5 separate regions of the Mus musculus genome follow, and regions 1, 2, 3 and 5 are each linked to region 4. A link is a loop called in an ENCODE intact Hi-C map of the cell type or tissue named here. Cell type or tissue: heart. All regions are shown on one strand. Links, peaks and the distances in the headings refer to the core of each region. The heading gives the core; the rest is flanking DNA. Region 1 overlaps Zfp609 (zinc finger protein 609). Region 2 overlaps Zfp609 (zinc finger protein 609). Region 3 holds the start of Usp3 (ubiquitin specific peptidase 3). Region 4 holds the start of Zfp609 (zinc finger protein 609). Region 5 has its middle 11 kb from the start of Oaz2.

Region 1 (6,360 bases), core at 843-5,842, 74 kb after region 4:
AGTTCTGTCATATTTACTTTACACCTGGCACATAGTAAGAACAGTTACTGTTACTGTCATCCCATAAGTGAGGTATTGTTCTTGTTCCTTTACAGATGGGAAAGCTGAACAAGAGAAGTTAAGTCAGGAACCTGGACTGGATTCAGATCTGTGCTGTTGAGTCTTTATTTGGTCAGAAATGCTAAGGGATGTTGATAGCTGTTTTGCTGCAAATGTCCCTCGAGAAAGTGACATTTAAGCTAGAAAGGAATGAAGTAGGCAGAAGGCAGACCCGTGAGGGCATCTTGGGAAGTATTGCGTTACCAGTTTGCATGATGACTTCATGAACTGCAGAATTGTTTACATCACTTACTGATCCCAGCCGGGGGAGGCACTGCCCTGAGTTTAAGGCCAGCCTGGTCTACATCTCGAGTTCCAAACAGCCAAGGCTGTTTGTTCTACTATCCCCCTGTACCCCACCCCCACCCCGACAACCCCCCCAAAAAAAGATTTAGTGAAAAAGTATTCCATGGCACTGCTGCTAATGCAAAAGAAAATCCAATCCAACTCCCTAGATTTTAGTAGGTCTGGTGTCTGCCTTCCCTCTAACTTTACTCTCCTTCTGCAAATCCTTATCAGTGCCTGGCAATGAGCTGAGAGGGAAAGGAAGCTGTGATTCAGGCTTTCCTCATTAACTGCCCGTTAGTGTGGAGCTGCAAGCCTGTGAAATGCACTTTCCTAAATTGCTGAAAGAAGCCTCATGGACCCGTGAAAGACCCTGGCTTCAGCCTCATTGAACATATATCCCATTCTGGGAACAAGAGATGAATCAAATAAATATATAATTTGGTATAAAATAAATTACATGGGACCAGGGGGCTGGAGAGATGGCTCGGTGGATAAGAGCACCGACTGCTCTTCCGAAGGTTCCGAGTTCAAATCCCAGCAACCACATGGTGGCTCATAACCATCTATAATGAGATCTGACGCCCTCTTCTGGTGCATCTGAAGACAGCTACAGTGTACTTAGATATATAATAATAAATAAATCTTTAAAAAAAAATTACATGGGACCAGAGTGATGGCTTAGTGGGTAGGTAAAGGCACTTATGGCTCTACGTTCAGTCTCTAGAACCAACAAAATGGAAGGGAAGAACCAGCTCCTACAAGTTGTCTTCCGACCTTCCATGACTCATGCTCTCTCTAAATAGATAAATGCATAAGTGTAATAAAAATTTAGCAGTTACATGTAATGTTAGGTAATGACAAGTGTTATGAAGAAAGTAAAACAGAGATTAGGTCATAGAAAGCTAATATAGGTATGTGATTTATTTTGATTGTGAGCCTAGCCTTTAACAGCTAACCCATCTCTCCAGCCCTGGGTGTATAATTTGTAATGTAAGTATTCAGGGAAAGGATTCCCAGAGGTGGGGAGTGCGAACACTTCTGTGTTCAACTATGTCAAGGACATTTCCTCTTCAGCCTTTTGTACTTGATATACTCTGTTGAGATTTCTTCCCCTCTACCTCTGCCCCAGTTTTTATCCTTTAGGCTTTTCTATTTGGCTTTAATTTTGCCTGAATTGCTTTACTGGTTGCTGGATAGCACTGTGCTGGGGCTTTGGGGTAACTCATACATAAAATGACCATTAGATTTATTCATTATCATTGGGGTTTTGTGAAACAGTTTCATATAACTCAAGCTGGTCTAAGACTCAGAGAGCTCCTGAGTGCTGAGATGGTAGGCAGGCACTACCACATCTGGTCCAGCAGGTCTGTTTTTAAAATCTAGGTCATTATAGAAAATCTGGGACTTTCTAGGCTTGTGATTTTATAGTGAATGTGGAGAAATGAGGATACCTGAACGTTTATCTTCCTTAGGAACTATTCCTCTCCTTGACTTCTATGCTCTCTCCTCACAAAAGACACCAATACTTACTGATACTATTCCAAATTCCCTGTTGACTGAGGATGATTTACTGTTTTAGCTCTTCTTTCTTTTTCTTTTTTTTTTTTTCCCACCCAAAGTCACATTTGAGAATTGACTTTCTCTGGGTTTTGTTGGCAGTTTTTAATTGTATTGCCTTTCTTGACTATGATAAAATAAGGATACAACTTGGAAACGGCACCTGCAGAAGTGACCTGTCATCACCACCCGCCAGGCCCAGTACATGCATGCTTCTGATGAACCACTGCTTAGTATTTATGGATGCTCATATTCCAGTATTGTGCAAGCACAGGCTCTGCCCAAGGAACCCAAGAGCTAAATCACCCACTTGATCTGTGACTTTCATCTTTCCTTAGTTTGTTTGTGGCCACAGGGAAGAAAATTGGAGATAAAAACTGTAAAGGCAAGGGGAAGACTAGACTGTCACTCACTGTTGCTGCCTGGAAAGGGGCCTTGGGGCTCAGGTGCAAGGTTTGGGCGCATCGCAGCTGCCATGAGTAACCCGCTCTCCTCAGGTCAAGGATGGCGAATTTCCACATGGTTGCATGTTCCATTCCTCTTTGCCCTAATGCTGTCTTTCTTTTTCTTTTTCACTAATTGCTTAGCAGTTGCTGGTGCAATTAAAGCGAGTTGTGTCTGCAGCCTCTGCGGCCTGCTGTCAGCACCCTCTCTCTGAGGTCTTCATCTTCCTGCTAGGGCTGGGTGAACATCTGAGTTTTGAAGCAAGGAGGGGGGGCACCCATGGATATAGTTAAGTGAATTTCTCTAAAAGCAGCAGCTTGCAGAGTTGCAGTTTTCTTGACACTAATCATTTCACTAAACCAAGCCCTAGCCCTCTGTGTACTCTTCACTAATTTAATGGGGCTTGTACTTGGCAGCACAGTATAGAGATGATTCCTGCTTGACTTGCTTTGAGTGGTGATGTAGAAGGGCTTTTCATTCTTACATAGGAAACAGCATGAATGACAGCTTCAACATGAAGAAGAGTCAAAAACAAATCCAAGGGTTTCTGTGGAAAATAAGAATCCAGATTTTAGAATTGGCGATGTATCTCAGCAGGTTTCCTCTTCCCTCCCCTCCCCTCCCCTCCCCTCCCCTCCCCTCCCCTCCCCTCCCGTCCCCTCCCCTTCCCCATCACACACACACACACACACACACACACACACACACACACACACACAAGAAAACAGATTATTTATTGAAACTGGAAAGCAAGGAAACAAATTCTTGGGCTAGAGAAGATGGTTCACTCAGTGGTTCAAAGCTCTGATTGTTCTAGCAGAAGACTGGGTTCAAATCCCAGCACCCAAATCAAATGGCTGCTAACAACTATCTGTTATCTTTAGTTCTGGGGACTCTAATGCCCTCTTCTGGCCTCTATGGGCACTAGGCACACATGTAATGTACAAACATACATACAGGCAAAACACCCATAAACATAAATAAAGACAAATCTTTTGTTGATTTTTGAGAAAGGGTCTCATTGTGTTGTCTACGATGGCTGGAACTCTATGTCAACCACTCACAGAGATCCTCCTCACATGCTGGGATTAAAGTAAAGAGCTCTGCACATGTTAGGCAGGTACCGAGAAGCTGTGTTGCAATTCTTTCTTTTACTTGTTTTGAGGTTTGTTTGTTTGTTTTTGTTTTGCATCGGGATCATGGAGCCTAAGCTGGCCTCCATTTCCACCGTGTGGCTGCTTCCACCTTCCCGAGTGCCAGGGTTACATACATCCCTGCTCCACTCTACTCGGTTTCTCATGTTATGTTTTATTTTTAAATGTGGTCTCATTCAGTGGCCTAGAACTTGTGATCCCCTAACTTCAGCTCCCCAAAGAGCTGGCATTAAAGACATGCTCCATCAGGCCTGGCTTGTATTATTTTTTTTTTATTTTAAAAATTATTGAATTGATGTTATGATGAGAAACCCTAGCATTAATATTAACAGGTTCTTACTGCACTTGAATTTTTTTTTTAAAGATTTATTTATTTATTATATGTAAGTACACTGTAGCTATCTTCAGGAACCCCAGAAGAGGGCATCAGATCTCATTACAGATGGTTGTGAGCCACCATGTAGTTGCTGGGATTTGAACTTAAGACCTTTGGAAGAACAGTCAGTGCTACTAACCGCTGAGCTGTCTTTTCAGCCCTGCACTTGATTTTTTGTATCAAGTTTACATGGTTTCTAATAAAGGATTTAAGCCTAAAAAATTATTGTATTAAAATATTTTGATTACTGAATGTTTTTGGTACTCACTTTAAGCTTCACACCAAACTGAATATCTCATTTACTTCAGCTAATCAGAAAACTAGGAATAGGGGGGAGGGTATGGGGGACTTTTGGGATAGCATTAGGAAATGTAAATGAAGAAAATACCTAATAAATAAATAAATAAATAAATAAATAAATAAATAAATAAATAAAAGCTCTCCTGTAACAGCTTGTACCACCTTAGAAAAAAAGGAAGGAAGGAAGGAAGGAAGGAAGGAAGGAAGGAAGGAAACTAGGAATAGAAGGGAAGGTCTTGATAAGGTTTATCTAGCCCATTGTACTTGACACATTTAAATTTGAGTTTTACTTACTATGTTTGTATGGTATGTTTGTGTATGATCCCATGCAGAGATCAAAGGACAAAGTTTGGAAGTTGGTCATCTCTCTCCCTACCTTGTTGAGGCAGGGACTCTTGTTTTTCTATACTGTGTATATGTACTCCAGGCTGACAGGCCTTTTAGCTTTGGGGAATGAGTCTCCTGCCTCTGCCTCCCACTTAGATCTCCACCTTCTATATTCTAGGAGCCATAGGGCCATGTCTTAAAAACTTTGACACACATAAACACACAACACCCAGAACAACTAAAGCATGAATTTAGTAAAAATACAGAGCAAAGGTTAATAATATGAAAAGTATTTTATATACTTAAAATGAAATTTTAAAAACACCGTTTATAGTGATATTAAATTGTTAAAAGATAATCCTGACAAAAAATGTGTAAGACCTATTCGCTGTAAACTACAAAAATGTAAGATATATAAAATAATCTAAGTGAAGATTAACCGTGCTGTCATATTTATCAATAAATTCAGTGACTCATCTTAAAGGACAGGCACATGTGTGCCACTGTGAAGGTCAGAGGCCAACTCTGGAGTCAGTTCTCTTGTCCTACCTTTTCATGGGTCCTGGGATTGAAATTAGGTCATCAGACTTCTTCAGCAAGTGCTTTACGCACTGAGCCATCTCACTGACCCTAACTCTATAAACTTCTGATTCTCATGTCTCCACCGCCTAAGTTCTTGGGTTACTAGAATTTGCCATTGTGCCTGATTTTGTGCTCTAAGCAAGCACTCCACCAACTGAGCTGATCCTCGGTCCCTAATTTGCAAATGGGTCTTTTTTGTGTTGCCCAAGCTGGTCTCCAACTCATATGTTTAAGTGATGCTCCTATCTCAGCCTTAAGCATAGCTGAGACGACAGATAGGCACTGCCACATCCCGGTTTCTAGCATGTTTTAGTTATTTTATCAGCAGTAAGGTGGTGGAGCACACCTTTAATCCCAGCACTCAGGAAGCAGAGGCAGGTAGATCTCTTTGAGTTCAAGGCCAGCCTGGTCTACAGAGAGAGTTCCAGGACAGCCAGAGATACACACAGAGAAACCCTGTCTCAATAAAACAGAAAACATGTTTCTCTTGCCTAGCCACTAACTCCTATAAGTTGTCCTCTGACTATCACATATGCAGCATGATACTGTGCAGGACCTCTTCAAGTAAGTAAAGTTTTAAAAATCTTCTTGGATCTGGAGAAACGGATCATGGTTAAGAGCACTGGCTGACCTTCTGCAGGGCCTGTGTGGCTTTGCTTCACAGCACCCATACAGCTCTAGGTAGTAACAGTAACAGAAGATTGCAGCACCCTCTGCTGGCCTCCTTGAGTATGTACATGTATGTGCATACGTACTTACATTGGGCAAACAAAATACCCATGTATATAAAGTAAAAATTACTATTTCTTGTTTTGTTTTTGTTTTTTGAGACAGGGTTTCTCTGTATAACAGAGCCCTTGCTGTCCTAGACTTGCTTTGTAGACCAGGCTGGCCTCGAACACACAGGGCTCCACCTGCCTCTGCCTTTTGAGTGCTAGGATCAAAGGCATGCACCACTATAATCCGCTAATAAAAATTACCTTTTAAAAACTGATTGCATAATGGCACAAAGCATTATCTAGATAAGAAAAATTAAAACTTGGATTTCCTTAAGCTGATCACTGATTGGTTAGTTTCAGCCTCAGCTGCTATTGTTTAGCTTATATTGGCCTCTTTTTGCCATTATAGTCCTTGGTGGATTCTTAAGGACCCTTTCCAAGTAGACCACAGGGGCTGTGCTTCTCCTGGAGGCCTCCCCTGCTGTGGCTCATGCTGAGGAAGCAATGCTGTGGT
Region 2 (6,360 bases), core at 630-5,629, 130 kb after region 4:
CATCTCATCTTCCTGCCTCAGCTAACACTACAGGTGTGTGTGCACCTATCTTCCTGTTGCTTGTTTGGGAAAAGACTTTGCTGGAACTAGATTCTGTAAATTCTATGCTAGAATTTACTGTATTCAGGCTACCTTCCTTGAAACAATCCTCTTACTGTTGCCTCCCTAGTCCTGGATTAGAGCATTATATATGCTCCTGTTCTTTTTGTACTAGTATCTTTTGCTTATTTTTTAGATTTGTTTATAAATGTGTGTATGTGAGGGGCAAGAGAGGGAGAAGGAAAAAATGCATGTAATCACAGTGTTTACAGAGAACATCAGCTCCGCTGGAGCTGGGGTTACAGTCAGCCACCTGATGTGGGTGCTGAGAATTGAACACAGGTTCTCTGGAAGAACAATAAGTACTCTTACCAGATACTGAGCCATCTCTCCAGGACCACCACCCTTTTTTGAAACAGTCCTGGCTGTCTCAGAACTCATCATGTAGACCAAGCTGGTCTTGACTCAGTAATCTGCCTGCCTCTGCCTCTCCAGTACTGGAATTGAAGGTGTGTACTCCCACACCTGGCCTACCACCACCACCACCCCTTTTTCTTTTCCAATTAAAACATGGTTTCATTATGTAATCCTGGCTGGCCTGGAATAGATGAAACTGGCTTCAACTTCACCTAGGTCTGCCTGCTTCTAGCCTGAGTGCTGGGATCAAACTCAGGTCATCAGGCCTGGCAGCAAGTCCTTTTACCCATGAGCCATCTCACCAGCCCTTGTTTTGGAGAACAGGATCTCATGTAGTCTAGGCTGACACTGAGTGCAGAATTCTGTCCCAACCACCTGTGTTGGGATTATGGCTGTACTGTCATGCCTGCTAATATCTTCATTTTGATAATAAACTGAAACTCAAAAGGCTGTCACTTCATTTACAGTTATGCAGCCCAAGGCTGTCTGACTTTAACTCCTTGGATCTTTCCACTTTATCATAGGACTCTGAGATAACTCAGGAGAACTGAGAAGTCAGCTTTGGTAAACCGAGTGCTATATGCTATCCCTTCACCTGTTCTTAGCTTGTTAAAAGAGGAGGAAGCCAGGAGCTGTGGTTAAAAGTGTCTGGGACTGCTTAGGCGAGCTGATGCCACCTGACCCTTCACTAGAGCAGTCTCTTCTGCCTTCATTTCCTCTGACTGCTTGATTTCCCCTTTCCTAGGTTCCTATTTGCCTTCCAGCTATTCTTTCTCCCCGTATGGCAGCAAGGTCTCAGGTGGCGAGGACGCTGACAAGGCCCGTGCCAGCCCCAGTGTGAGCTGTAAAGCCAGCTCAGAGTCCAAAGCCCTGGACATCTTGCAGCAACATGCCAGTCACTACAAGAGCAAGTCTCCCACGGTAAGTGGAGGACAGCCCAGGTCCTTGTCCAAAGACCACGGAGTAGAAGCCACAGCATGGGAGGAGTGGGCAAGTGCAGGCCCTGACAAGATGCTACTTGGGTGACTTGATACCAGCCTCATAAGGGCACTCCCTCTATTTGTAGATACCCTGCAGTTTTAGAGTCATAATATAGGACACTGGTTAGATCACTAGTGTGTATATATCTCATTATAGTGTCTTGATATGTCTCCTTTCCTTTCCAGATAAGTGATAAAAATTCTCAGGAGAGAGATCGAGGAGGCTGTGGGGTGGTTGGGGGTGGTGGCAGCTGTGGCAGTGTTGCGGGAGCAGGAGGTACTGACAGGAGTGCCGACCGGCCCCGCACATCCCCTTCCCAGCGCCTGATGTCCACACACCACCACCACCACCACTTGGGCTATTCCTTGCTCCCAGCACAGTACAACCTACCCTATGCCGCAGGTAAGGCTCTTTCCTCCAGCTTTGTTTCCATTTCAGTAGTACTGCCTGTAACAAGGCCCCTGCCCTCAAAGAATCTTTCACCCCCAGATTTTGGTTTTTCGAGACAGGGTTTCTCTGTGTAGCCCTGGCTGTCCTGGAACTCACTTTGTAGACCAGGCTGGCCTCGAACTCAGAAATCCGCCTGCCTCTGCCTCCCAAGTGCTGGGTACCCCCAGATTTCTAATCTGAGATTCCCAGCACTCAGGTTGAAGCAGTAATATAAAAATAAATTCAAGGTGGAATGGGAAGAAGACTTAGTGAAGCACTTGCCTTATAAACAGAGGACCTGAATTTAGTCCTCAAAATCCATGTGATAAGACAGATGTGGTGGTGTGTGCTTGTAACTACAGTGATCAGGTGGGAGGAAAACAGGCAGATCCCTGGAGCTCACTGGCCAGCCAGCCTAGCCTACTTGGCAAAGTTCCAAGCCAGTGAAAGGCCTTGTCTCAAACAAAAGACAGAAGGCACTTTAAGAATGACACTCAGTTGTCCTATGACCTCCACACATGTACAACACACACATCCAGAGATCCTGTCTCTCTGCTGAGTCCTAAAGTACCTTGCTTTAGGCTGGGACTTATTTCTTCCCTGGAGCTTGGGAGCTCTCATTATTCATCAGAGTAAGGAACCACTAGAGAGAAACAAGCTGTTGGTACCCCAAAAATCCAATGGCACTAGGTAGGGAAATTTAAGGGGAAGCTCCTCACAGCGAGCCAACTTGTGAAGGGTGACTTCCTGAGTGCTATATTAATATGTTCTCTGCTTGCCTAGGGCTTTCTTCTACAGCCATTGTTGCCAGCCAGCAAGGCTCAACTCCCTCACTCTACCCACCCCCCCGGAGGTGAGAATGGTAAGTAGATTTTGTTAATTTGCAGTGACAGATTAACAGGGGTAGCTGCTACTTGGATCCACAGAATCTCTGCAAGTGAGGGTTAACTATGTGATGTCAGTAATCTGGAAAAGGGAGACTGTTGGCCAGGCCTGTGACAGCAGCCTCTTGTGAAGCTATGTGCATTTGAAGGCCTGCGGAGGACCAGCACCAGCTGGTGCTGCAGTTCTTTTTGGGTTGTTTTTAACTTTGCTGTGAAGGGTAGTGCTTGTGAGCAGAGCTCAAAGAACAATTTACAGGGAGTTCCCTCTTCGAACTGTGGATGATGGAATTCATCTCATGCTTGGCAGCAAGCACCCTTACTCACTAACCATTTGCCAGCCCCAGTTCATTTTCTTAGAGCACCATCTTGTGGTTGTGATACCAGCAGACCACAATTAGCTGTTTTATCTGTGTGTTTCCTTCGCAGAACACCAAGTGCCCAGATGAAGTCAGCTTCATGGGCCAGACTGGCTCATTCGAGGTGATGCTGGAGGTGCCATCTTACCATCAGTTACGGTGTTGATCATCCTGTTTGCCATTCCGACCGTGACTGAAGGCAGACCCTTGGCTGCCTCACCTCCACTAGACCCTCCGACCCCCGACCCTCCCTCTTCCTCAGGAGCTGGAGAACTGGTACTTTGCAAAAATATTTATTCTCTCAGCCACAGTTTTGTTGTGGTCATCTATGGAGATGAAGGCATAGGAGCAACTGAGAGAACACAGCCTCATCCCAGAGAAATGACTGCTCTGTTACCTTAGCCCCTGGTCTGCTGCCAGAGCAGCAACACACACCTGGGAGGGACCCCAAGCACGGGATAAAGTCTGAAGACAGCACAGCAGCCATACCCCTCACTGTCATTACCACCATAAACAAGATTCCACATCTCCTCAGTGGTTTGGGCCCTGGGAACTGGCAGCACGTGGAGAAATTAGAATCTCAGGAAAGAAGTAGGGAGCTGTTTCCTCTGTAATTGCGAAGACAAGGTCTTCAAGTGTGGAGACATCCCCCTCTGATGTGAGCACAGATAAATGCTCAGAGCCTAACCTGTAAAGGGGAGAGTAAGGCACTTGCCCCACCAGAGTCTTGTGCTCCTGTCAGGTGGAAGACAGGGGTTCTAGCACCAGCACAGGCTCCCTGGGGATGCTGGGAGGAACTGGAACATAAGTGGAGTCTGTGAAACTGAACCTGCTTCCTCACCAAAATTCCTGCTGCTTTCCAGATCCCCCAACTCCTTGTCCTTTCTCTTTCTTTTTTAACCCCTTGGTGCCTTTCCCAGGGGGGATTCCCCATACTGACCTCACTTCTACTGCTTGGCTTCTACAACTCAGGCAGTATTAATAGACTTCCTCCCAGCATGGGTAACCTTGGAGCCTGCCACATCACTTTAGAGCAGCAACCAGAAGGCAGGCTGTTCTTGGAGACATTCAGTTATCTGAGTATCCTCATTTAGGGTCACAAATATATCCATCCCAGTTCCTCTGTCTACAGGTACATGATTTTATACAGTTCACTCTGTAACTCCGTACGTGCCAATATGAGGAGTGTCTTTATAACACACGTTTATGTTTTAGGGGCCACTGGCCAAGGGGAGATGATTTGCTCCTTAGACCCTAAAACAGCATATCCAAGCATTATATGCCCAAGTCAGAGTGGACACAGTGGATAAGGCTTTGAGGTGGCAGGCATTTCTCTGTTCTCCTGAGCTACAAAGTCATGTTAGGAAAAAGTGATGACCTAGCTTTGTTGGAGTCACGTCTTCCCAGCATGTGGGATGTTTTTTAGGTCTTTGCTATTGCAGGGTACCATCCCTTTGAAGCCCTTTCCTCCTGTTTTTGCCCTTTGGACTGCAAGAGAGAGAGAAAGATGCACAGATACCAGCTTAGGCTAATCGGGAGCTTGAAACAAGAATGTCAAAAGTGACAGTTTGAGAGCAGGAAGGTAGGTGGCTCTAACTTCTTTGGGAAAGTGGGGTGGTGGGAGACATTAAGCACAAAGCCCAAGAGAAGCTAGCTCCCGAGAACTCATGAACCCTCCATGTATATAATCAGGCTTTGGTAGTTAGCATCTCTGACCTCCAAACCTTTCCTGTTTCCAAGTCCTTGTTTTTTTTTTTTGAGTTGGGTTCTGGGCACTTGGGAAAATCCTTTTGTCTAAACAGCCTCCTCGCCACCATTGTCCCCTCTGCCACATGCTGCCCCAGCAGGAGTCTGGGTAGTGACCCCCTTTCATTCGTGGAGGTAGATGTTGGAGATAACATCTTATCTAACCCATTACCCTTACTAAGAAAGTGACTGTCGCCTAATTATGCTTCTCCCCACAAGACTAGTGAGTAGAGCCATGCTCCCATCTGTTCCTGTTTTTTTTAAATATTGTGTTTTGTATGTATCTGTGGCACTGGTTTGCAGTGTGCTTTGTACATATTGTAAAAAAAAAAACATTGGAGCAATTTTGTTTTTCACTGGGTAGGCATGGCCCACATTCCTGCCCTTTCCACTTTTTTCATTTTATAACAGAGGTGTGTCTGTATTTGCAAGACAGCCTTAGATTCTGCAGAAGGAACAGCTTTCTCTCTCTCCCCTCTCCCCTTCCCTTCCCTCCCTCTGTCTGTCTCTCTCCCCTCTTCCCGTTAGAAACAAGTCAGCTTTTTGTTCCCTCTACCCAAGTGCCCCTTGAAAAACAGGTGCTGCTCTGAAACGAGATTAGCAGTAGAAAAATGACCCTGTGTTCTCAGCTCCTCCCTCCTGGTCCCTAGTCTGAGTCCGGTCTTCCCGCTCTGAAGTAGTATTACATACACTACAGCTCCAGCTGTGGAAACTCCTGACTAGTGCTTCAAAACTGTCCACCTCCACACCTAGTCAGAAAGACAGGATCTGGTGCAGACCACCAAACCAAGCCTCTCACTAAGCCACCCTGCCCATGCTCTTGCTCTTAATGATCTCCAGGGACTCATGTGGAAGAGAAGCTATAGGAAGTAGGGGCCTCACCCTGAGGAAGGGCAGCTACCGCTTGCCAGCTGCTGCTTAGGACTCACATCTACTTCCTCATTTCCCCATCTTATACTTGTACATGTAGTCTCCACTAAGCCTACTCTCTCCACACATCTCAAGGTCAAAGAAACATAGAAGGGTAAGAGGGTACCCTGTGAAATGATCCTTTCATGCACCTTCTCTCCAGGCTCCAGGGTGGGGTGGGGGGGACTTAGTTTAAGGGAGTTAGTTCTGCAGAAGGGCTAGAGAATTGGATATAGATTTGAGGCCTCATCACTTACCCCATATACCTTATCTGTGTACTCTGATGGCCCCCAAGATTCAGCTGGGCAGCTAGCTGGCCCATTATTCTGGGCCTTTGTCATTTATTACTAGTTTCCAAGGAAACTTTCCAGTGATTCCCTGCCATGGGCCCCTCCCAGGCCTTATCCCTAGCCCCTCCTGCCCCAGCCCACCCGCTTGCCTTGGTGCTCAGCCCTCCCACTGGGAGCAGGTTGGGGCAAGCTGGAGGCTCGGGCTGGAGGGACAGTGTTGCTGTTCATAGCTTTTGTTCCATTGGCGTTGCTCTGTTGAATTTAATTTCAGTCTTCCTGATTCTTCCCTTCTGTAAAGTGTACATTACC
Region 3 (6,360 bases), core at 559-5,558, 760 kb before region 4:
ACGGCGGAATTGTGCATGGCTCCCTTGTACAATGTGCACACTTTAAAAACAGGCCCACCCCTTCTGGAGGGTTTTAAGCTGAAACTCTGATTCTAATGCACCTTTTCAGGCAGCTGGGCAGCATGTCCCTGGCAGCTGCCAAGCATAGCAGAGTGGGGGTGGGGTGCTGGAGGCTAGTGCATCACCTTCAGGGGTGCTGGTATGTAAGTAAGCCTTTGGTGTTCTTTGGTGCCAAAGGGATGCCGGCCAAGAAGAAGAAGCAAGCATTGTATTAAAAGCAGCTGCAGGAGCCAGGGGTTTGAAAAGGCAGATTTCCCAGTGTACCCTGTGGTCTTCCCACATTTGACACATTTACTCACTGCGGTAAATTTATTTTAGTTTTCTGTGATAACTTTCAAAGACATAGGAAAATTCAGTTTTAGGGTTGCAAGTGAAAGCCCCTCTGACCCAGTTTCTTTGGGTTCCCTGTTAGAATTTGTTCTCTGAGGGACAACTGTCATCAGGGGTGACTAAATTAGGGCTCCAGCTCCAATTTAAAAACAAAAACAAAAAACCTCTGAGAGAATACACTAATAAAAATTGTAACATTGTTTCTTTAGCAGTTTACACCTTACAAGGTACTTTTCACTTTCCTTTTAAAATGATCAACTCAGAACTGAAGGCTAATGTAGTTATCACTTCATAGATTCTGGATGTGTGCTCTGCCTTGATTGAGCCCACTTCTTAAGCTCCTCTCGTCCTGGATCTCGAGATCCACCCCTTACTCATTCATTCACTGATGGATGTTCTCCAGGTTCTACATATATTGTTAGAAATAAAGCAGGAAACCGGGCAGTGGTGGCGAGTGCCTTTAATCCCAGCACTTGAGAGGCAGAGAGTTCGAGGCCACCCTGGTCTACAGAGTGAGTTCCAGGACAGCCAGGGCTACACAGAGAAACCCTGTCTTGAAAAACCAAAAAAAAAAAAAAAAAAAAAAAGGCAGGAAACCAGGCAGACTTGTTTGCTACCTTATGGCTCTCCAAGAGGAAAACAGACATTAAACAAATAATTACATACATACAAGAAGACAAGAAGAGTGTTTTTGAAAGGTCCTGTAGGGGTAGTCAGCACAGCTCTCACAACACCCTGGGAGGTAACCTGGGGCTGGAGAAGAGTCAGGAAAGGCCTCTGGTAGGAGGTAGGAAGTGATGTTATGTGAGGTCTAGGGGATTTGAAAAACGTTTCTCAGAGGTTGAAAAGAACTACATACTAGTAGGAAAGACAGCGTGGGTCAGGCTCCACACTGAATGAGGGGCTGTGGGTTCACTGAATGAGGGTCAGTGCCCAGAGGACTCTGAGAAGGTTGCTTGAGAAAGACTTGTGAAACAAATAGATGGAAGAGACTGAATAGGGTTCAGATACTGTTTATTCTCCTCTCTCGTCCCAAGGAAGCAGTCATCTCCTTTTTTTTTTTTTTAATAAGAAAAACAAACCTTATCTGTTAATTACTACAGGTTAGGAATTCACACAGATAAGTACTGTTTTGCCAGTGGATAGGCGAGGAAAAAGAGTCGAGAGGACTAGCTAAGGTTTGCCATGAAGTACCTGCCAGAGCTGATCTGAACAACTTTCCACAATTTCTCACCATCAAAACCCGTCCAAGCCTTGTTTTGACAGCAATCATATACAACTTGGGGAAGTGGTAGAGTTGCTTGGACTGAGGAATCTGAAATACCACCCTGGGCAGAGATGTCCTAGGTGGGTGGACACTATCAGGCAGAAGGCTACAGGGTGCAGTAGTGGGGTGTACGGAAGTGGCTTAAGGGGTGCTAGAGGCGTGCACTTCAGGGAGGTGCCCAGTGCTAACTAACCACTATCCGGCCCAGCCAGTTAATCATTTCCTGACCTTTCCTTTCCTGCCCCATGGATTGGCACATTGTTCTTCCCTCTCCACTTGCTTGTCAGGGGATGAAGGAAAGAAGCCCCTTTACCAGGTTAAACACCACCAACCAAACAAAGAAAGAAAGCCCAACTTTGGAGGCTAGATTTGTGGGAGCCCCAGATATCCTCAAGGCAGAGAATGTGAGGTGGCAGGCTCTCTACCTCTAGACGCTCCTCCTGTCTTCTTCACTTCTTTCTAGAGAGAGATTTGAAGCGGGGGGGGGGGGGGTGCGGGGGTCCAATCTTCCTAAAGCAAATTATACTCTTGGTTTCACTTTTTGTTAAAAAGGGGACCGTAGCAGCAGCTTGAGAGGGTGTTTTGAGGATTAAATGAGGTGTGGTATGCAAAGTGCCTGGCTGGGAGCCAGGTGGGCTTCTAACAAATGTTACACTGCCTCTTTTTATTACCTAGCACCCGCGACCTTGTACAGCAAACTGGATTATTTCGTTCAACTTCAAGAGGTATAGGTATGAAAATACCCACAATGGGCAGGAGATATCAGTGAGTCATAACGGCATGGCGTGGACCCCGAACACAGGCGTTCCGGTGGGCCCAGCCGTGCAGTATCCCGGTGACACACTCAGGCCAGAGTTCAGAACTCAGAACAGTTCCGGACCCCGCCTGCTACCGGGAGAACACGAAAGTCAGGACTGTTCTGGGCTCTTTGCAGCCGGCTGGGCCATCGAGGGCCACGCCCCAAAAGTCTGTTTCTTCCTGTGTAAAATGGGGCTTCAATGCACGTCGGTGTGAGTGGTTTTCATTTTCCGTACTCTTTGCGGTGTGGTCACATATTCTACCTCGCTGTTGTAGCCAACTCACTGCAGTAGAAGCAGCGGTCCCGACCGCTCTGCCCCGGATGAGTACCCACACTTGTCGGGTTCCCAAGAATCGGCTGCAGCGGCCGGGGGCAGATTTCGGAAAGTCACTTCACATCCCCGTAGGACTTTACACTAGCTGCTAGCACTGGGTGAGCACCAATGCCCCGCCCACTGACTAGTGTGGGGGCGGGGCCCGGGCTGGCCTGGGGGCGTAACCAGCAGGGTGGGCGGGGCCGCCGGAGAAGGCGGAAGCCTACTGTCCCTGGGCGGCGGCAGAACCAGGAGTCCGGATTTTCACGTTCTCCGGAGCGGGGCGCCGGGAGACGGCGGATGGCAAAACCCGGCGCCCGGAAGCCCTTGCTTTCTTTGACGCAAAGGCTCGGGACCCAGAAGCCGCCGTCTGCCCAGTGCCGGGTCAGAAGCGACCCCAGACGGAGCCTCTGAAGTCCCTCCGCCCCAGAGCCTCGGCTGTCCCCGCCGCCGTCCTCGTGGCCATGGAGTGTCCGCACCTCAGCTCCAGCGTCTGCATCGCCCCGGACTCAGCCAAGTTCCCCAACGGCTCCCCGTCGTCCTGGTGCTGCAGCGGTGAGTGCGGCTCTGGGGCTGGCCGGCCGCGCACCCGAGGTCCCGGCTCTGGCCCGGGCCTTGCCGTCGAAGGGCCGCGGGTGCGGGGCAGCGCGCGGCCTCGTTGGGGGGGGGGGGAGGCTGAGGGGAGCAAGCGGGCCCGGCGCGCGGGGCGAGGGGACGCGGCGCGGCGCGGCGGGCGCGGTGGCGGCTCCTTTGTTTCGCGCGGCCCGACGGCCGGGCCGGCTGAGGAGAGGCCCGCGGGGGCCTGAGGCGAGCGCGCAGCGGCGGGATGACGCGGCGGCTCGCACCCCAAGGCTCCGCGAACCTAAGGGCCGGCTCCGCGCGCGGCCGCACGTGTGGCGGGGTCGGGCTCGCGGTCCCCCGTGGGCCGGACAGGCAAAGCGCCGCTCTGCGGGCGCAGCTTTGTCTGGACTGCCGGCGCGCGAGCCCCTTTGGGTTGCGTTTCCTCGGGTTCCCACAGGCTCCTGCCTCCCCCGCAGCCCCTGAGCGGACTGCGCTGGGGGCTGCTCACCTCGGAGTCTCTCTTCAGCCTGTGAGGGTGAAGTTTGAAAACAGGCTGCGGGCTCCGAAAGCTCCGGAGAAGGCAGCCAACAGCTGCTTTGGAGGGGCGGCTCGAGGTTGGGTGTTTTGGGTTTTTTTGTTTTTTTTTGTTTTGCCTTTCGAAGATTGTTCCGAGGCAGTTTTTCGGGTTGGCAGGGATTTCGTTGGGAATTCCCGAGTGCGTGTAAGACACTTCGTAGGTTTATGTTATGCCTTCGAGTTGCTTAAGCGTTAACTCCTTCTGCTTCCTTGGAAGCCCCGGTGCCCTCTCATTGTCTGCCGGGACTTAAGGTCGGACGGGCCACCCGGCTTTGATTACTTCCTGGTAGGGCCCTGGTGCCGACGCTGGTCTTTGTTTATGAGCTTTAAGATTATCACTGGCAGCTTGGGCTGTAGTGTAAAATGTGAATCGTGTGCATCAGAAATCAAGTTCATCTGCAAGGCTGAAAAGACGGTGGGACGATTCAGCAGAGTGGTCTTTCAGCCTGGGTTGGATTGGAGCTAGGAAGGTAGTTTAGGGACTGCTTTAATACTTTTGACGTACTACTTCTTCAAAGGGGATTATATTCTTGAAGCAAAATATACGGGGTAACACAAGGAAAACTGTCCTCCAGGATAAGGAATAGAAATAACTGCAGTTTTCTGGAGCTCCAAGACTTGGTGTCTTGCTTACCTTTGTAAAGTCAGGTGTCTTTCTTCTGTTCTGCATGAAGCCTTTAAAGATTAATAAGTTAATTGGTTTCACAGGACAGTATTGCAGTTCCTTTGGTTTGTGAGACTGGGTTTCTATGATAGCCCAGGGTGACCTAGAATTTATAATTTTCCTCTCTCAGCCCTTGGAGTGCTGGGATTATAGGCATGTGCTACCCCTTCTGGGCCAGTATTGCAGTTCTTTGTGGGAGTGCAGAACTTGTGTGAATGGGTCTTACCTGTAAATACATCTTCAACAGTGAGTCTTGAGCTTGGAACATAACACTACCAACAACAGGCCAGTCCATGTGGTCTGTTAGTTCATTAGCTGTAGCTGTGGGGCTATAGTTGAATTTTCTCAAGAGAGATTTGTCACACACACACACACACACACACACACCCTCTCACTAGGAAAAGCTTACACCTCACAAGGAATGGGGCACTTCTTGTTCATCTGTAGTCAACTACAGGGATTCCGAGATGGGTGTATCAATACAAGCCTAATTTTTTTTCTATGTAAAATTATATCAAACTTAGAAATGGCTTCACTGTGCACATGCATCTAAAAAAATTATGCAAGTGGCAGGTATCCTGTTGTGAGTCAGTCTTGCCTCCATCAGTTAGGGAGTCCACTTTGGGGAAAAGAGACAGCAAATGAAGCCCCTCTTGAGGAATTCAGCACATTAAAATGGAGCATAACTGGGAGACTTGTGCTGAAAACAAGAACAAATTAGTAATGGAAGGGTGATTTCTTTACAACGTGCAGTAAATGGTTGCCTCTGACCCTGTTTTGGAAGGATGGGTCTAATCACTTGCATTTATAGTACTAATAAAGCTAGTTTCACAACTCAGTGGGTGTTTTTTTTTTTTTTTTTCTATCTCAGGCTTATTTCATAATGGCCTCCTATTTTAACCTGTTGGCATCCCTTCATTGGTACAATCAAATATTATTGTATAAAGCTTGATCTTGTTCTTGCCTGTCTGTAGTTTCAGTAATTAAATGATTGGTAAATCTGTGATCCCTTAACCAACTAACTCATCATCTTGGAGTGTTATGTATTCTGGCTTTTATTTTTCTTCAACAATCCTGTATGTATGTAGGTAGGTATGTATGTATGTGTGTATTATTTTTGGTAGGAGATTAAAAGGGTAGCCAGTGTGTTGAAGTAATGCTCTGACTGGTATTGAGTGTCATACACTCTTACTGAGGAGGGAGAAAATCCCTGTTTTGGCACCTAGACAATAAAAGTAATGCCCCTGCCTTATTTTCATTGGGAGTATGCAAATATACCCCAGTGAAACAGCCAGGCAGATTGCAAAAGACCAGCAGCACAGACTCTAGCAGGCACCACCTCTGTGGACCAGCACTCCCGATTCCTTGAGTGTGAGTTTCAATATGTCATCCGGAGAAAGAACAGTGCTTTGGATTTACTCACAGGTCTCTGTTAGGATGAGCAAGATTGTGTGTGAAAGTCTGAGAAACTACTGCTTTCTTGTGTCTAAGTAATTTAATGGTATCACAGACTAGTACATTTTTATAAATAGGACTCTGAAAATTAAATGTCTAAGCCTATTAAATGGAGCTCAAACACATTGACTATATGATGAATTGTTTTACAAGGAGATACAGAACTCAGCAAGATTAGGGGGTAAGAGTAATGATATTTCAGAACTAACTAGAGCTACTTAGCTGTGGAGGGCATTGTGTGTTATGTAATTGTATGCTACAGATTTCATACAACTTCTATTTGTAAAACCTCTTTATAATCTGAACATTTTTCAGAATCCTGGGTATTTGTGTGA
Region 4 (6,360 bases), core at 508-5,507:
CTTGTGTTATGAAAAAGATTAATTTCCCTTTCTTTAATCCTTCATATTCAGCATTTATTTGCATTGAAATGCCTCCACTCATTCCACATTGATGTTCACTCGACTGTGAACTGCCTGTTGCATAGCATTGGTTCTTCGGAGGCTGATCACTCTGGATTCCCAGGGAAACCCGAACAGATTCTTGTTCCAGTGATGTACACATGCAGTATTCTCTCTCGTGTTCTGTTGGACCTCTGTGTATAAAGTGGAAGAGGACAGTTAGTGGCATTTATTATTGTGAGAGATGTCTTTTTGACCTCTTGGAAACCTTACCATTGTTGAAAGCAAAACTGTGTTTACTATGTAGTTAATAGTTTACCAAGTAGTAGCACCTTGAATTCCATGCTGAAATTGTCTGGCTTTCTTAATATCACAATAAAATTGAAAGGTAGGATGGGAAGAGAAAAGAAGGGGTTGGAAGTTCTCTGTTCTTTTATTTGAAGACAGCCTTTACACAGAAGAGTATGGATTGTTTTTTCTATGTGGGTAATTTGAATGCACACCTTAAAAGAAAAAAGTCAGGAATGTCAACAGATGAGCTCATCTGCCCGAGCTTTGCAAGTTTCTAAGAACCCACCTCAGCTTCTCAAACACACAGCCAGAACCACATAAATAAATGGCAGAGCTACTCGGAAACTTCTCCTTTTCATGGTTAGGCTGGGAAAGTCTGTCTTTGGTTTACATGGCAGTGGTAGTATAAGGTCTCTCTTCTGTTTGCTGAGACACAAGGGAGGAAGTGTGGGAGAAGTTTGCGGGTAGATGGCCCTCAGTTGCTCACTGATGAATAGTATACTTTAAAGTCAGATGGAAATTCTTAGTAGCCTGAGTTCAAGCTTGTCCAAGAATAGCTTGTTAGTGTATTATGACACTTCACTCTGACCCTGTTACTCTGGGGCAGTTTCGCCTAAGAAAGTTCTGAATTTCCGAGATGCCTTTTTGTTGTAGCTTCTGTGTTCCCTTTTGAATGACTGAATTAAGATGCCATTAATTCATACAGTAAAGGAATTGGCTTTTTCTTTTTGTTTTTCCCAGACAAGACTCAGTTTCCTTTGTATGAGCTCACAGTAGGGAATGATGGAAACTATGGGCTTTGTCAGCGTTGATGAGACCTTATCTTTAGTGAAGTGTTTAGAATAGATTAAGAATTTGGCCAGATGTGATAGTATACACCTTAATCCCAGCACTGGGGAGGCTGATCTCTTACTATCTCTTATATAGTAAGTCCCTATCACAAAGGAGAACATAAAAAGAATTTGGGTTTTTGTTGCTTCTTTAGCTAATACAGAACTAAGATAATAAAGAACTAAGTGTCCTATCTTTTCTTTTTAAACTGAAATTTTAGTGTAAACCTATTTTCCCCCTAGCATGTAAATGTGAGACACTACAGAGATTAGTTTTACAAATAAGTATAGCTATGGACTTATATGATTATGACATTTAATTTTTTTCCATTTTAATTACTGTCTCTCCTATAACCCATTCATGTGGTGGCCATTTAATTTAGAAGATTTGTTTAATGTTGTGTGGGGCCTAGCCAAGATTAGATGGCATGGGGCTGTTCACTTGACCAGCTCAGCTACTAAACTAGAGAAATCAGCTAACTTCAGTTTGTTAGGCTGGGAGGAGGGAAGGCAATCCAGAGAGAAAGGATATTTTCTTCCTTGCGATTCAAATAGCAAGCACACATCTGCTATTCTCAGTGTCTGTGAATGTGTTTGGGAGGAGGTGATCCACATGGAAGGCTCCAACAGCAACAAGGGATCCATGCAGCCTGCAGAGAGCTTTTCTACTTTTCGCCTGTAGAGGAAAAAGAACAGTACCATCCTACGTCACAATGAACTTGGATAAACGTCCATTTGCATGTGTGAATACAATGTGGCTTCATTCAGGAGATGAAATGTAAATTGATCAGATGTTGAATTTCAGTTGTGAAAATGGGAAAACCCAGAAAGAAATCCCAGTAAAAAAATACCAGAGATTGGAGTCAGGGAAAAAGGAGGGTGCAGGGGTGGGGTGGGGTGGTGGGGGAGGTGCCTAAATCCACAGATGTGTCAGAAAAGAAGACCTGGGCATGAAGAGAAAAGCACATCACTGCGTAAGACTTCAGAAGAGTCTAGTCAGGCATGGTGGTTGTATGCCTTTAGTCCTAGCATTTGGGAGGCAGAAGCAGGTGGATCTCTAGGGTAGTGCTGCCTAATATGGTAACCACTGGCCACATGCTGTTTAAATATGAATTAATATTTAAAAAGCCGGGCGTGGTGGCGCACGCCTTTAATCCCAGCACTCGAGAGGCAGAGGCAGGCGGATTTCTGAGTTCAAGGCCAGCCTGGTCTACAAAGTGAGTTCCAGGACAGCCAGGGCTATACAGAAAAACCCTGTCTCGAAAAACCAAAAAAAAAAAAAAAAAAAAAAAAAAAAAAAAAGAATTAAAATTTAAGTAAAGACTCAGTTCTTCAGTCATCCTACCTTGAGTGCCCTAGTAGCTCATATGTGGCTAGAGACTTCTGAACAGCAGGGGGCAGGGGTTAGCAAAGTCATTCCAATTCCATAAGGGTCAGACAGCAAATGGCTTTGGTTTTATAAACCATTCAGCTGTGCTGTGGTACTGCAAATACACCCATAGATAATGTGAGCAAGAAAGCTTGGCTACAGCCAGGGAAACTGTTTGTAGACACTTTTTTGAGACAGTCTGTGTAACCCAGTTCAAGCCCAGGCCTAGCCTTAAGTTTTAGATCTCTAGCGTCAAGCTCCCAAGTGCTGGAGTCTGTACCACCACACCAGATTCTTATAACTTTTGTGTTGTAAAATATCTTCTTTTATTTAAATATTGTTAAAATGTAAAAATTAGTTTTTAACTTACAGGATTTACCAAAACGTGGTAGTGAATCTGATTTGTTCTTTGGGCTACTAGTTTGCCAATTCTTGCTCTCGAGATACAAGAAGTCAAAACTTGAGATTCTCTTACTGTCTTATACATTAGATCCTTGTCTTTAGTCAGAGTCAGCTAACTGTGATTAAAAGCTAAGTAGAACTGTTTCCTTGTCCCCTAACTGTTTTAGTCTAGTGCTACAATGTTTAACCCTTCATTAAATCACAGAGATATGGAACACTAAACCCTGTTTTTCCTTTCTGTTTAAGCCCTCATTTTGTAATATAGAGTATAGATTGGTAAGTTGGCCGCCACTCTGAGTCATCAGTTCTGTCCCTTTACTATCCAATAAAACTATCTATGGACCAAGAGGGAATTACTTTTTCCTAGACTAGATGGGCTTGGGCTTAGCGTTCATCTTTAAGCTGTCAGCTCTCCCACCCTCCTTTTCTTTCTGTGAAGATAGCAAAGTTATGACTCACTCGATCTCTAAGTCACATGCTACTGTGAATGGCACCAGTGAAGAGTGCCCTTAGGATAAGAGAATAAAGGTAACTGCATAGCTGAATAAAATGGTCTCAGACACAGGAAGGGCATGATGGGGGTTCTTGAGAATTGGATAAACATTGGTTTGCTATGGTAGGAGGTGGAAGTCTTAGGTCATGAAGCAGTTTCGTAAGCAACTGGTGGGAGGGCTCAATTTCACAAGAACAGAATGTCTGCTGTGTAGATGGTGTGCTGGGCAACCTTAAGATAGGTAACAGATTTAAAAGTCACAATCTATAGTGACAGAATGGTGAGATGGAGTGCAGAAACGGGCTCAAGGTTAAAAAGCAGTAAGATTTAGTGATACTGGATGTTGAGGTGGAAAGGGACACAGGTACTCTAGAGGAAAACAAACGATAATCAAAGAAAAACTGAAGACATTGAATAAAAAAGGAGTTTGAGGGCCAGTGAGATGGCTCAGTGGGTAAAGATGCGCGCTGCTAAGCCTAAGGATCTAAGTTTGATCCCTAAAACCAAATGGTGGAGGGAACGACTCCTGCAAATTGTCGGCTGACCTGCAAACGTGCGCCACGACACGTGTCCTGTCCCCCCCAACCCCCACCCTAAATTCTTTACTTAAAATAGTTTGCCGAACTAAGCGGCAAAATGGATGAGACAGTTAAGAGCTGTGCACTTGTCTTCTGTTCTTTGTAGAAAGGTTCATGTTCAGATCCCATGATCTTTCCTCTTTCCACGATAGAAAACATCTGTATTTAAGAGCTAACGCTTCTCCAGAGACTTTTCGGTGAGAAGTCTTATCCAGCCAGGAATCTGCACGAGGAGAGAGCATTGGGTTCAAACTGTCCAGCCCGGTCTTCTGAGCTTATCTTAGTTTCGACCCGCCCGCCAGGTTTTCCAGCATTCTTTTCTCAGGGCTCGCAGCTACCGCGCATTTAGAGACCCAGGACTTAGCTCCTGCATCCAGGTTCCGGGTTTCCTCGTGCACTCGCCCGCTCCAGACTCCATAGCGCACGGAATCCGGATCCGAGAGCACGAGAATCCAGTGTCCAGGTCTTCCAGGCTGCCCTGGTTGTCCCGGATCGCGGCGGCGGCGGCGGCGGTGGCGGCGGCGGCGGCGGCGGCGGCGGCAGCTGAGGGACCCGCAGCCCCGGACACAGCGGCCCCGGCCAGGCGGGGCGGAGCGGCGCGGGGAGGGGCGGAGAGCCGGGGCGGGGAGGGGGAGGGGCCGCGGCCCAGATGGCGGCCCGGGACGCGTAGCAGTGGTGGCTCTGCGGCCCGGGGCCCCGGGCGGGCGGAGGTGGCGGCTCCCGGGACCGGCCGCGCGGTGAGTCTAAGCTTTGTGTGGAGCCGGGGCTGGGAGGGGGAGGCGACTCTGGGGGAGGCCCGGCGCCGAGGGGCGCGGAGGGCGCCGGAGCAGCGGCGCCCGGCGGAGGAAGTGGGGGTTGGGGGGGCCGGGGCGGAGCGAGGGGAAGGTGTGTGCGGGGAAAGCGGGGTCGTTGCGTGGGTGGGGGAGGGGGCCTGAGGTGAAGTTCAAAGCATGGCCCGGGCGGTTCGGGCTGAGGGTGGCGGTGCCCGGGATAGTCTCTGATTTGGCCAGGTGGTAGGGGCAGGCCAGAGAGTTTTCGGAGGCTCTGCCGAGGGAGCCCCGGGGCGACTGGGGCTCGTTAGGGACTCAGGGGAGCGTCGGGAGCGGAGGGTTGAAAGCAGGACGTGTGCGCGACCCGGGAAAGGAGAGCAAGGTGGCTGGGAGCGTGCAGGCAGTAGGTTGTGGGTGTGTGCGCCTTTCCAGTCTTAGGTCACATTTTACTCCTGTCCTTTTCTTCAAGATGGAGGGATCCCTAGGCCTGGACTTTAAACTGCTGTCCCTGTATCCCCGGGAGGGTTTGAGACCCTGTCCTGTTTGGAAACCCCATGCTGCCCTCTTTTCCCTTTATGTGTAATTACGGTTGGATCATCTCTCTGCTTGGTTCAGATTCTCCTTCCTCCCTCTGGGGCTGAGGAGGAGGAGACACATCTGACCAATTAATGTGTGTTTGTGAAACAGGCAGCGGCAAACAGTCATTTCGGCTTCTAGGAATTAGGCTCACACAGGGTGGAGAGAGCAGAGCCCTTCAGGGGGAATATTTCTGAACAAATCACAGATGATTAAATTCTCTCAGAAACCGCTTCCTACCTAAATGAGAGTGGGAAAGATGGGGGAGAAAGCCTGTCTGTTTCCAGCCATGTGTCCAGAGCCCCAGGGGTTGAGGAGAGTCCCTAAGCCCCCACAGGCCTCTCTTTTCTGTATTAGGCTTTGCTCTGCAGCCTTGAGTTAATTTCACCCCTGCTGCTTTGTCTTGGGGGAGGGAGTGCTGGTTTAGGCTGTTGTGAGAGATGACTGTTCTGCTGCCACACAATAGTCGTGTCATTTTATCGGGAGTGCTACCCCAGGGCTGAGAACTGTTGCAGCAGAGATAAACCGGTCCCTCTCACTCGCCTATTGTGTACACAGTGAAGGTCATAGGTTCAAGTCTTGTCTGAGAGCTTTGGATATGCTCCATCTCCCAGGCTCCTCAGTGCCATTTTCTTCCTTTTCCAGACTGGGGCTTGCCATTGGAAGAGGCCAGACAGAAAGGCTCTTCTTTTTGAGTGAGGAACAATGCAGGGCTCACTGGCACACATTTTTCAGAAGAATAGAGGATGCCAGCCATGTTGTGCCTGCCTCTGGTTAGCCTGTAACTAAGTTGTGAAGGAATAGCGTCTGGGACACGCCACCCTCATGCTTTGTGGCAGACCTTTGAGGAAGGTGACTGTGAAGAAGGTTCTGTACTTGCATAAAACATTGTATTTAAATGTCTCTGTATAGAAATGGGAGTCTCCTGCAGTTATTTTTGTTTGTTCTCTTAGGAACACCACTAAAGGCCTGTATATGAGTAAGATAGGGGAGTCCAGGACCAAGTGCCCCC
Region 5 (6,360 bases), core at 637-5,636, 160 kb after region 4:
CCTGGTCTACAAAGTGAGTTCCAGGACAGCCAGGACTACACAGAGAAACCCTGTCTCAAAAGAAAAAAAAAAAAAAAAAACAACAACAACAACAACAAATCATAAACACACACACATTTTTTTTTTCAAAAGAGCTTGGGCTATCCATTCGTCCATTTTGCTGCAGTCTACCCCAGTCCTCAGTCCCTGTTGTCCCCAGCAGTGAGACTGAGTGTGAGTTCCTGCGGCCCATTACACTGCCATGATTATTATACTTTGTCTTGGTCAAAAGTTAGGGCACCAGGGCTGGAGAGATGGCTCAGTGGATAAGAGCACTGACTGCTCTTCCAGAGGTCCCGAGTTCAATTCCCAGCAACCACATGGTGGCTCACAACCATCTGTAATGGGATCTGATGCCCTCTTCTGGTGTGTCTGAAGACAGCTACAGTGTACTCATATGCAAAACATTAATAAATAATTCTAAAAATGAAAAAGTTAGAGCACAGAGCCAGGTGTAATAGTACACTCGTGTAGCCTCAGTATTTGAAAGTATTGGAAACAGGAGGATCGGGAGTTCAAAGTCACCCTCTGCTACAGAACGACTCTGGGGCCCACCTAAGACCACATGAGACCCTGCTTCAAAACAACAAAACAAACACAGGGTGAGCAAGACAGAAGATTCAGCAAGCATGCCTGTTGTCCAGCCTGTGATAACTGGAGTTCAACCTCAAGGACCTGCAGGGTGGAAAGAGATTGAGTTCCACATACATAAGTCCACGTGCAGGTAGGCGGCGTGGACAACCTTTGAGAGGCGAGTCTATCAAACTCTTGGAAGAGTCTTGGAAAGAAAGAAACTTTACTCAACCATCTTACAGACGGGAAAAAAGTGTGATGGTGATGATGGTGGTGATGATGATGATGATCTACAGAATACAGAAGGAACCAAGAGAGACACCTGTTGGTAGACAACATAGCCTGTAAACACGCATGGCTGTGCCTCGGTCCCAGCTTCCAGTGGGCAACTGCTTCTCACCAGCCTGACAATGCAGCAGCACCGTTCTCATGTTCTCAGTGAGAAATCCCAGTTGCAAGGCACAGAGGATTCAGAGTAAAGGTCTAGCAGTGCCCCCAGCTCCAAGCTGCAACTCCTTAGCTGAGTTGCCTTGAGCAGACGGCTGCAGCTGTGTCATCTTTGAGACTTTGGTGATGGGCCTAAACCTGTGATAAAACTTTAGATGTTTTTTTCGTTTTTTTTTTGTTTTGTTTTGTTTTTGTTAAAGCTTTAGTTTTTATGAGATTACACCCATGCATAACTTGCATATTCAAATAAGCTAAAGGCTGGCTCAGTGGTTAAGAACATATGTTACTTTTGCGGAAGACCAGGGTTCAATTCCTAACACCTACACAATAGCTCACAGCTGTCTCTAACTCCAACTCCAGATCTGATGTTCTTTTCTGTGTGTACACACACATACATACATGCAGGCAAAATACTCGTAAAAATAATAAATTAAAAAAAAAATCTGGCCGGGCGTGGTGGTGCACGCCTTTAATCCCAGCACTCCGGAGGCAGAGACAGGCGGATTTCTGAGTTCGAGGCCAGTCTGGTCTACAAAATGAGTTCCAGGACAGTCAGGGCTATACAGAGAAACCCTGTCTCAAAAAACCAAAAAATACCCAAAAAATCTGAAATGCCTGAGCCTAGACCTGACCTGGCGATGTATCTCTAGCTTATTCCCCAGTTCATTCCAAATTTGTTGATGATCTGGTCTACTGACAGTTCCCATCATGCCCTGCTTTGTCCTCTATACATGCTTCTTCTGGGAAGAATGCCTATTCTCTGTCCTATACCAAGTCCCCTGTAGCCCTTCTCTCCGCTCTAAGCATACACAATTGTGCGCAGCTTCGCCATCCTAGTCTTTCAACCACTTGCAGTATATGCACCCTACATGTTTTTTTTTTTAATCACAAACCCATCCAAACCACATGTGTTGGTGCACACCTGTAATCCCAGCATTTGAGAGGCTAAATAGAGATGGCCTTGAGTTCCTGGCCAACATTAAAAAAATAATAATGGGGGCTGGTGAGATGGCTCAGTGGGTAAGAGCACCCGACTGCTCTTCCGAAGGTCCAAAGTTCAAATCCCAGCAACCACATGGTGGCTCACAACCACCCGTAATGAGATCTGATGCCCTCTTCTGGTGTATCTGAAGACAACTACAGTGTACTTACATATAATAAATAAATAAATAAATAAATAAATAATAATAATAATAATGATAGAAATACAAATTTCCCCCCATGAGACAGTGTCTCCAAAGAGCCCTGGTTGTCCTGGAACTCACCACATAGACCAGGGTGGCCTCAAACTCTGCCTTTCAAACCCTGGGTTAAAAGTGTGTGCCATCAAGCCTGGTCCAATAGTACAATTCTTTAAAGGGCACTGTGGTACAGGCCTCCAGTCTTAGCACTGATAGGAAGGCAAGGGGATCAGGAGTTCAAGGTCATGCTCAGTTACACAGAGAGTTCAAGGATGACCTGAGCCTTGTGAAATCCTATCTCAACTACCCCACCCCAGTCTCTAAAAAACAGGACACAAAGCAAATATACACACACTATAAATAACAAATCGTATCCAGCATTCTGCCTCTGCCCCCTGGTGGCCATCCAGCGGGTAAAGGTGAGATGCCTAGATAAAGCAGCCTTTGCGAATGGCCCTCTGCCAGCTATGAACAGTTACTGTGGACGGACGGGGGGCTGTCACACACAGACTGAGCACTTGAAGGCAGATCTTTGTCCACAGACTTCACTGCACAGACTAAAACCTAAAAGAGCAACAAGCATAGTGTAACCCGCAGAACGGCTTTCAGGTGTTTATCTTTTTGAGACAGGGCTTCTCTGCGTAGCCCTGGCTATCCTAGAACTCGTTCTATAGACCAGGCTGGTCTCAAACTCAAAGACCCGCCTGTCTCTGCTTCCCAAGCACTGGGATTCAGGCATGTGCCATATGGCCAGCTTGCTTTCATGGATTTTTGTTTTGTTAGTTTCTGTTTGTTTGATTAGTTACCAACAGATTAGGAATTTTCACATTAAATTCTGACTGTCTTTCTATAGAAAAATATTAAGCTGCATGGGCCCCACCCTCCTGAGCAGGAGGGCCTGAGAACAGCTCAGCATGGGTCCTGCCCTCCAGTTAGGACTGCCTCCCTCTCTGGCCCCTACAGGCCCGGTGAGTGCAACTCTTGGCCAAGCCTAGAACTTCATGAAGAACAGGGTGGCGCAAATCTGTCCTGGGAAACACCCAGACACCCAGCATCTGGCTCAGAACAGCTCCTCTATCATAGCTCACCACCGAAAACATCAGGAACATGAACGTTAGTGCCTCGGGCATTTCATTGTGCCTTCAGAAAGTTCCCACTGTTTTCACTGGGTGGGGACTCTCAGAGAAGTCATATTCCCCCGAGGACACATGGCCAGATGGGAGAAGGCTTGCCTAAACAAGGTCTCAGAAGTGAAGTAGCCAGTTAGCTGCCATGTGTCAGATACTACCAAGTGTGCTGGACTCTCCCAGGCAGTAACCCAGGAATGTTTGCAAAGGTGAAATTAACAACACCTAGTGGCACTGTGAGGTGCCACTGCATAGAATGCAAAGTGGCACTGGGGAGGCTGGCAGGGGACATTCCAAGTTTTAGTTACCAGAGGGGTCTACTTCTGTCATTCAGGCAGGCAAAAAGTCTACCAGATACAAGAAAATATAAACTCTGGGAATATCAGCTATGGTTAGAAGGCAAATGACCAGTCATTACTAACGATGTCCAGGCATTTCGTCAGTGAGGTAGAATGTTACCCACATGGCCTGATACTAACAATGTCAACCAGGTCGCCTTGAACTTGCAACGATCCCTATGCTTTTGCATCCCAAGTGATGGGATTACAGGCATAAGCTGACATATCTCACCCAACCCGATCTGTGACACCTGAATTTTAAATGATTTATTTTAATTTATGTACATTGGTGTTTTGCCTGCATGTATGCCTGTGTGAAGGTGTCAGGTTCCCTGGAACTGGAGTGACAGACAGTTGTGAGCTGCCATGTGGATGCTGAGAATTGAAGCTGGGTCCTTTGGAAGAGCAATCAGTGCTCTTAACCACTGAGCCATCTCTCTAACCCCCAACACCTGGATTTTCTATCAGCTCTGTATATCTGAATGCACTTGGACTTGGACATGTCTCTCTGCTTCTTAGAGCTGAAGCGCCTCTACCCGTGAGCCGAGACTGCTGAATGAATCAGATATCGTGGGGTCTAACACAGTTGTGTCCACAGGATCAGTAGTTTATGTAGCTGTCTAGAATGCAAAGCATGCACATATCCAGGAAGTGGTCCATGTTTGTGAGTGATTTCTCAACTGAGAGCTTTGGAGCAGGGGTCCAGATAGTCCAAGTCTGTCCTGGAAGGAAAGCAATCAAATGGCTTTGAGCTCTTTCACCAGAAGAGGGCACCCCAGCCTCGTGGTCTAGATGGCGCCTCAGCCATCACCTTCAAGGTAAAGTGAAGGGAACAAAGTAACCTCACCTTCCCTCCACCAGGGAAAGACCAAGGGCTGGAGACTTAGAGACAGGATGCAACAAAGACACGTGGGCTTAGGATAGAGGCAGGAGGAGGATAAGAGATAGGCATGGCTGCAAGCTTAGTACCAGGATGCAGGAGAGTCAGGGGCCAAGGTCATCTACAGTTACATAGCAAATTCAAGGTTATCCTGGGCTTATGTGAAACTGTCTCAAACAAAAACCGTGACCAAAAAAAAAAAAAAAAAAAACAAAACATAACAACAAAAACCCTAATAAATTAAATAGAGCTTCCTGGGGTCAGAGTATACCACACCTACAAACACAGGCAAGAACAGCTGGAGTAGGATCACCCTGAAGTTTCCTAAGAAGGTACTGCCATCTCCAGTGAACAGAGCTAAATCCTGTCCTGAAGCGCCTGAAAGCCAGGTTGGGCTGACTGCAGCCATCAGTATGCAATGTATATGCAAGCACACACGAGAGAGTGCAGTACTGAGGAAATCTTAGCAGAGGCCTTGGCTCCCCATTTGCACCTCATAACCCTCTAATAGTATCTCCTCCAGTCTTCCTTCCCTGAGCAGAGCTGATTTCCAGGAAACACGTTGCAGATTCTAGGAATGTGGATCTGAATTTAGATAGAAACAGACCCATCAGAGAAGTCTCTGATTCAAGTGACCCTGTCCTGGGAAACCAGGAGGGAGAATGACAACCCTGCACCTAACTCTTCCCATTTCTGGGTGTTCCTCACTTGAACAGCTCAGCCATCTGGGTCTCTCGTTGTACATGCCATTCTAAGGAACAGAAACTACACCTTATTCTCCATCTTCCACCAAGTGCAGGCTTCACTGGAGTTGTGTGTGTGTCTGTCTGTCTATCTGCCTGGGCTGGTGTAGAGGACCTGTGTTTGATTCATAGCACCCACACGCTGGCTCACAACTCGAGTTCCAGGGAACCTGACACCCTTTCTGACTTCTGCAGGTAACCAGTCATGTACATGGTTTGCAGAAACACGTCCTTAAAACACAAATACATACAAAACTTTTTTAAAAAGATTATGTGTGCCTATGTATACATAAGAATATTTTGTGGCCGGGCATGGTGGTGCACGCCTTTAATCCCAGCACTCCGGAGGCAGAGGCAGGCGGATTTCTGAGTTCAAGGCCAGCCTGATCTACAGAGTGAGTTCCAGGACAGCCAGGGCTATACAGAGAAACCCTGTCTCAAAAACAACAACAACAAAACAAAAAAGAAAAGAGTACTTTGTGCATGTAGGTGCCTAAGAAGTCAGGGGGGAGTCTGGAGTTCCAAGTAGCTGTGAGCTTCTGGTATGGACAATGAGAAAAGAATCCGGGTCTTCTGCACTATAAGAGGCAAGGTCTCTTGCTGAACCTGGAGCTTGCAGGTTCAGTTCCTCCTGATAGGCCTCTTACCTGGGATCCCCCTTTTCCCTCCTCAGTCCTGGGGTTACAGTCAGACCACAGTTTTTATGCAGGCTCTGGGGATCTGAACTCTGGTCATCTTGCTTGCAAAACAAGTGCTTTGCCTATTGAGTCATCTCCCTCTGTGGGATTTTGAAAAGATATGCTGTCTGAAGATGTGTGCACTGTGCACATATGGAGGTCTGGGCACGAGCTGAAGGAACTGGTTCTCCCATGTGGACCCCGAGAGAAAGCTCAGGATGTCAGGCTTGGTAGCCAACAGCTTTATCCGCTAGAACCATTTTTGTCAGTTCCCGTTGGAGCTTTTACCTTCAGTTCCCATAGCTATAAAAAGTAGATGAAAACACATTTCTTGCTTCAAAGGACTTTGATGGTG

The links. Hi-C counts contacts between places; a loop is a spot of excess contacts. Peaks named below come from ENCODE experiments on the same cell type or tissue, not always from the same donor. Only the 100,000 strongest peaks of a DNase experiment are listed, where the experiment ranks them.
Region 1: a loop joins it to region 4, with 5 times the contacts of the local background. A loop is called at or near these places in 11 of 42 quality-filtered maps.
Region 2: a loop joins it to region 4, with 6 times the contacts of the local background. A loop is called at or near these places in 15 of 42 quality-filtered maps.
Region 3: it touches region 4 in a loop (4-fold over the local background); 3 of 42 quality-filtered maps call a loop at or near these places.
Region 5: it touches region 4 in a loop (8-fold over the local background); 9 of 42 quality-filtered maps call a loop at or near these places.

What each region holds. Positions count from the first base shown.
Region 1 is chr9:65,752,304-65,758,663 of GRCm38, reverse strand. The region is part of intron 2 of Zfp609 (zinc finger protein 609); the gene reads left to right. Among named protein-coding and RNA genes, the nearest start is that of Zfp609, 72 kb to the left of the region's middle. In heart, for the core only: a CTCF peak has its summit at 3,306 (motif pointing left); no DNase peak of the experiment used is centred there.
Region 2 is chr9:65,692,511-65,698,870 of GRCm38, reverse strand. Zfp609 (zinc finger protein 609) reads left to right here. Exons shown (of 10, transcript NM_172536.3): 7 at 1,202-1,377; 8 at 1,623-1,839; 9 at 2,650-2,728; 10 at 3,177-6,360. The coding sequence ends at 2,723. Among named protein-coding and RNA genes, the nearest start is that of Oaz2, 19 kb to the right of the region's middle. In heart, for the core only: a CTCF peak has its summit at 3,114 (motif pointing left); DNase peaks (open chromatin) are centred at 1,300, 2,300 and 3,160; H3K27ac peaks cover 471 bases.
Region 3 is chr9:66,589,748-66,596,107 of GRCm38, reverse strand. Usp3 (ubiquitin specific peptidase 3) reads left to right here and starts at 2,993. Exons shown (of 15, transcript NM_144937.4): 1 at 2,993-3,324. The coding sequence starts at 3,234. In heart, for the core only: no CTCF peak of the experiment used is centred there; DNase peaks (open chromatin) are centred at 1,897, 2,937, 3,767 and 4,157; H3K4me3 peaks cover 3,583 bases; H3K27ac peaks cover 3,138 bases.
Region 4 is chr9:65,825,845-65,832,204 of GRCm38, reverse strand. It overlaps Zfp609 (zinc finger protein 609), which reads left to right and starts at 4,641. Exons shown (of 10, transcript NM_172536.3): 1 at 4,641-4,739. It overlaps Trip4 (thyroid hormone receptor interactor 4), which reads left to right. Exons shown (of 14, transcript NM_001357872.1): 14 at 1-3,278. In heart, for the core only: CTCF peaks have their summits at 2,544 (motif pointing right) and 5,341; DNase peaks (open chromatin) are centred at 3,984, 4,514, 5,074, 5,404 and 1 weaker place; H3K4me3 peaks cover 2,322 bases; H3K27ac peaks cover 2,325 bases.
Region 5 is chr9:65,662,490-65,668,849 of GRCm38, reverse strand. No RefSeq gene overlaps it. Among named protein-coding and RNA genes, the nearest start is that of Oaz2, 11 kb to the left of the region's middle. In heart, for the core only: CTCF peaks have their summits at 2,650 (motif pointing left) and 4,472 (motif pointing right); a DNase peak (open chromatin) is centred at 2,639; H3K27ac peaks cover 587 bases.